Regions from separate parts of the Homo sapiens genome. Here region 2 is linked to region 1. Evidence: chromatin loops called from intact Hi-C (ENCODE). Cell type or tissue: sigmoid colon. All regions are shown on one strand.

What was found. A loop is a pair of places that touch in the nucleus more often than their neighbours do. Peaks named below come from ENCODE experiments on the same cell type or tissue, not always from the same donor. Only the 100,000 strongest peaks of a DNase experiment are listed, where the experiment ranks them.
Region 2: it touches region 1 in a loop (3-fold over the local background); 4 of 110 quality-filtered maps call a loop at or near these places.

The regions. Positions count from the first base shown.
Region 1 is chr19:53,976,704-53,979,203 of GRCh38, forward strand. CACNG8 (calcium voltage-gated channel auxiliary subunit gamma 8) reads left to right here. Exons shown (of 4, transcript NM_031895.6): 2 at 1,443-1,526. Among named protein-coding and RNA genes, the nearest start is that of MIR935, 4.4 kb to the right of the region's middle. In sigmoid colon, no CTCF peak of the experiment used is centred here; DNase peaks (open chromatin) are centred at 948 and 1,714; H3K4me3 peaks cover 970 bases; H3K27me3 peaks cover 2,500 bases.
Region 2 is chr19:53,881,122-53,883,621 of GRCh38, forward strand. PRKCG (protein kinase C gamma) reads left to right here and starts at 1,076. Exons shown (of 18, transcript NM_002739.5): 1 at 1,076-1,543; 2 at 2,042-2,073. The coding sequence starts at 1,374. RefSeq lists an enhancer at 1,528-2,079. In sigmoid colon, CTCF peaks have their summits at 1,187 (motif pointing left) and 1,388; a DNase peak (open chromatin) is centred at 1,013; H3K4me3 peaks cover 699 bases; H3K27me3 peaks cover 2,039 bases.

The DNA.
Region 1 (2,500 bases):
GCTTTGTCACCCAGGCTGGAGTGTAATGGTGCAGCCTTGGCTCACTGCAACCTCCACCTCCTGGGTTCAAGTGGTTCTCCTGCCTCAGCCTCCCGAGTAGCTGGGATTACAGGCACCCGCCACCATGCCCAGCTAATTTTTGTATTTTTAGTAGAGATAGGGTTTCACCATGTTGGTCAGGCTGGTCTTGAACTCCCGACCTCAAGTGATCCACCCGCCTTGGCCTCCCAAAGTGCAGGGATTACAGGTGTGAGCCACCGTGCCCGGCCTCAGCCCTTATTTCTTGAGGTCTCCCGTGTGCCAGGCCTACTGCCAAGAAATGCTGGGACACACAGAGGAATCGGACTCCCATGCCCTACCCCCTCCAGGAACTCTCAGCTTACCGAGGACGAAGAAGATCATCTACCAACTAATGCATGTCCTACGGGGCACCTCAGAGCAGGAAACTGACCCAAGTTCGGTGGGAGGAATGAGTGTGCATGTGTGTCTGTGTGTGTCTAGGGAAAGCCTCCTCAAGAAGGTGCCTCCTGAGCTGCCTGCTGCAGGTAAAGTACTACATCAGCAAAGAATGTGAGCTGGAATGTTCCACAGCATGGGCAGAGGTCTGCAGAACTGGACAGAGCTGGGCAGTTGAGGAAACTACATTGTTTATACTTATATTTTTAATTTTTTTCTCCAGCTATGTGCTAGAGGTGGTAAAACATTAACTGTTCCCAAGGATGAGAAAATAGCTGAGGATGAGCATCTTAGGAGGGGAAGGAGATGAGGATGCATGACCCCTAGAGGCATACTCCACCCCTCACACACCTCTGCTTGCTTCAACTACTCCATTTCTCTCCAGAAGGTTCCAGGTTCCCTGCAGAAAGAGACTGGAACCTCTCTCTCCCCATCCCCACAGGACTAGAGACTACAACTCCCATGATCCACTGCGGCTGCTCTTCTCACAACTGGACTCCAGACTTCACGGGGTCTCATGGGAAATGTAGTCCTCATCGGCTTCCGCATCACTTTCCTTGTTTTTTTTCCCACGCATTTCCAGACTTTTCAACCAATTGAGAGGTGGGAAGCGCCTTGCTATTATTGAAGCCAACAACACCCTCTTTCTTACAGAGGTGGGAGCCGGAAGTCCAGAGTGCTGGAGCAACTTAGCGCAGCTTACAGGACCAAGGTCCTGTAGCCTTGCAGTGAGTGCTGCAAGGATGTTAGACTTTGGGTTTTTTTCCTTGCTTTTCTTCTTTTCTTTAACAGGCGGGGAAACAGACCAGAGAAGTTGAAAGTTTGTCCCATATCACGAGTCGGGCTCAGGAGCCAGGACTTGCGGTCTCCCAAGCAGCCCAGAGAGAGAAGGGGTTTGGGGAAGGGAAGGGTCGGTTGTCAGTGGGGTTGCCCCGCCCCCAACCCTGAAGTATCCGCCCCCACCACTGCCCTCCCCGCTCCTCCAGGGTTGAAAAGAGGCGTCTGCGTGAAGATCAATCATTTCCCGGAGGACACGGACTACGACCACGACAGCGCGGAGTATCTACTCCGTACGTGGGGGTCCGGGACAGACGTGGGGAGTGGGTCAAATCGCGGGGCCTGGAAGGCGTCGGGGTGGGTGCCGGGAAAAGGCACTGGGACTCCGGCACTTGGATCGACACGCCGAGGTTAGCCTCCCAGCCAATCCGAGTCCAGATAGTGAGATCCTCTGGTCCCCGATTGGCTGACTGATCTCGTTCCCGCCCCCTCCTCTCACCTTGGGGCGGGCTGAGGGAGGATCCTGGGCGCTAATTGGCCGCTTTGCTCTCTTTGGCCCTCGCGGCGACTCTGCGCCGTGACTGGTTGTGGAATCCCGGACTGGGATTGGCCACCGCGCCGCAGAGCTGTGGGGCAATCTGCGGCGGTGACGGGCCACTACTGGGAGCCGGCTGGGAAAGCCTGTATTGCCATTGGTAGCTACCCCGAGAACGCGGCAAATCCTAAATGATGATTGGCTGCGGCCTCAGCCAGGTTCCGAAATCGCAAAATCTAGTTGCCTGGGGTTTTAGGGGTGGGTGGAAAGGAAGGACTGCAGAGAAAAAGAGGAGGGCGGGGCGGGGAGTGGGGGCGGGGAGAGAGAGATAAGGGGAAGAAGGGAGGGAGGAAAAGAGGGAGAAAGAGAGATAGACGAAGTCAGGCCTAAAGGGGGTAGGGAGGGAGGGAAGGAGGAAGGGAGAGGAAGGGAGTGAAGAGAAGAGAAACCTGGAAGATTGAAGAAACCAGGCAGAAAAGGAGGGGAGAGAGAGACCCAGGAAGATAGAGGAGGCCAGGCGAAAAAAGGGGTGGGGTGGGGTGGGGTGGGGAAAGACCTAGGAAGACAGATGAGGCCAGGCAGAAAAAAAAAGAGGGGGGAGAGACCTAGGAAGATAGGTGAAGCCAGACAGAAAAAGTTGTGGGTGGGGGTGGCTAGGAAGACAGATGAGGCCAGGGAGAAAAAGTGGGAGAGAGACTTAGGAAGACAGATGAGGCCAGGCAGAAAAAGCGG
Region 2 (2,500 bases), 96 kb before region 1:
CCCTAGCATCAGAGAGAGAGAGAGAGATCAACAGAGCCAGAGAGGGACAAGTACAGAGAAACAGATGGAACCAGAGAGATATAGGAAGAGACAAACAAAAACAGAGACGGAGTTGCAGAACCGGAGGAAGGGAGAGAGACAGAGACAAAGGCATTTATAAAGACGGGTGGAGGTGAGGAGAGAGAGGGAGAGACAGGGGCAAGCATTTAGAGAGTGACTCCCAGAGAGGAAGACAGAGACGGACTCCCAAAGAGATCAAGTTGCAGAGGGAGGGGGAGACAGAGTCACAGCCTGAGAGAGAATAGAGATTCACAGAGCCAGAGAGACAAAGACAGGGAAAGAAACAAACTCAGGGAGACAGAGGCGGAAGAATTTATCAGACGTAGAGGGAGAGACAGAGGGAGACTGATTCACAGTGAGGCAGACCAAGACCCCGAGAAGAACCACGACACCAAGACCCAGAGATGGCGACAGATACAGATGGAGACACACAGCAGAGGAAATAGAGAAATAGAAAGAAATAGAAACAGCATTTCTCGGAGACAGGGAAAAGAAAACAGATCCACTGAGAGGCAGAAACAGAGACACATCGAGAAAGCTCGCTCCAGGAATAGAGGGAGAGGGACAGAGGTCACAAGAAAGACACACGCAGGCAGAGAGCTACACAAATAATGGAGAGGCCAGGGGAGGAAATAAAGACTCAGCCGGCATCGGAGAAAGTGAGAACCTTAGCGCCCTGCCTGTCCACTGCTGGACCCCTAGCGTGGAGCATAAAGTTTGTTGAAGGAAGGAGAGGGGCAGGGTCAGACACAGGGACCCCAGGGCGCCCACAGGACACACGAGGCACCCTAGTGGGGGAGGAACGCGGGGCAGGATGACAGATTGCAGGGTGGTGGGGGGGAGCCAGGCTCAGAGGATGCCCCTCCCTCCAGCCAGCCCCCGGAGTGGGTGTGTGCACGTGTGGGGGGCGGGGAGGGAGGACATTTGTCCCGTGTCTCCGGGAGGGGAGCGCCTTTAAGCCGAAACCCCGCCCTCTCGGTCGTCCTGGCAACGCCTCCCCCAACCCGGGGCTCCCACATTTCAGCAGGTGCCGGAGCTGGAGCTCCCACCGCCGCCGCCCGTGCCTCCGGCTGCCGGCGCCCCTGCCTTTGGCTCTTCCTCCCCACTCGCCCGCTCCCCCTGGCGGAGCCGGCGCGCCCGGGGTGCCGCTCCCTGCCTGGCGCGCTCCGCACCTGGAGGTGCCTTGCCCCTCTCCTGCCCACCTCGGAATTTCCCTGTGGCTCCTTTGATCCTTCGAGTCTCCAGCTCCTCTCCCTTCCACCTGTTTCCCCCAAGAAAGGCAGGATCCTGGTCCCTGCTACGTTTCTGGGGCCATGGCTGGTCTGGGCCCCGGCGTAGGCGATTCAGAGGGGGGACCCCGGCCCCTGTTTTGCAGAAAGGGGGCCCTGAGGCAGAAGGTGGTCCACGAAGTCAAGAGCCACAAGTTCACCGCTCGCTTCTTCAAGCAGCCCACCTTCTGCAGCCACTGCACCGACTTCATCTGGTGAGGGAAGGGGGCTGGGGGACTGGGGGACGAGGGGACTAGGGGTGCAGACTCCTATCACGCCGACCCCTGTGGAAGGAAGAAGGAGGGGGCTGTAGTCCCGACTCCCAGGTTCTAGGATGGCCAGGGAACGCTGGGAGCTTCGACTCCTGGGTTTCAGTGAGGAGGAGGCTGGTTCCTGGAGTGCTGGGTCCGAGGGAGGAGGAGGCTGGAGGACAGAGGTCCTGGAGTCTTGGGTCTGAGGGAGGAAGGGCCTGGGGGGCTGGGAGCCTGGATTCCTGGGTCTGAAGGAGGAAGAAACTGGGGGCTGAACTCCAGTCTAAGGGAAGAAGGGCTGGGGGCCAAAATTTCTGGGTTCTAGAAAGAGGAGGTGGCCGGGGCTTGGACACCTGGGCCCTGCGGGAGGAGGGTCAGAGAGCGCAGGCCCCCTGTGGCTCGCAGAGGTTGGGGGTCCAGGTACCCCTTTCTGCACTGACCTAGGATCCCTGACTCTTCCAGGGGTATCGGAAAGCAGGGCCTGCAATGTCAAGGTAAGAGCTGGGGACCGGGGCTCCTGGGACCCTCAGGAGGGTGGAGGCTGGGGCCCCACAGCTGAGGCTGCTTGACACACGTGTTCTCTGGTCCCCAGAGAGGCGCGGGGGAGCCCGGGGCGGGGGGTGTGGCAGAGACACAGCCTGTGGTGGGGAGGGAGCTTTGATGGTGGGGCCACCGCGGAGGTGGTGCTGGGGGCCCCTCCCTCGGCCGGCTCCAGGTGGGGACAGATATTTGGAGAATCTGTTGCCATGGGAACATGGAGATTTGGAAAAGGGGAGCTGAAGGGGGGAAGGGGGAGGGGGCTGGAGATGCAAAGTCAGAGCCCCCCCCCACCCCAGGCTGCCGTCGCCATGACAACACCAGCCGTCCTAGGCAGGGGCAGGCCGGGTGGGGTCACCAATGGGCGAGTGGGGGCCGGGCGGG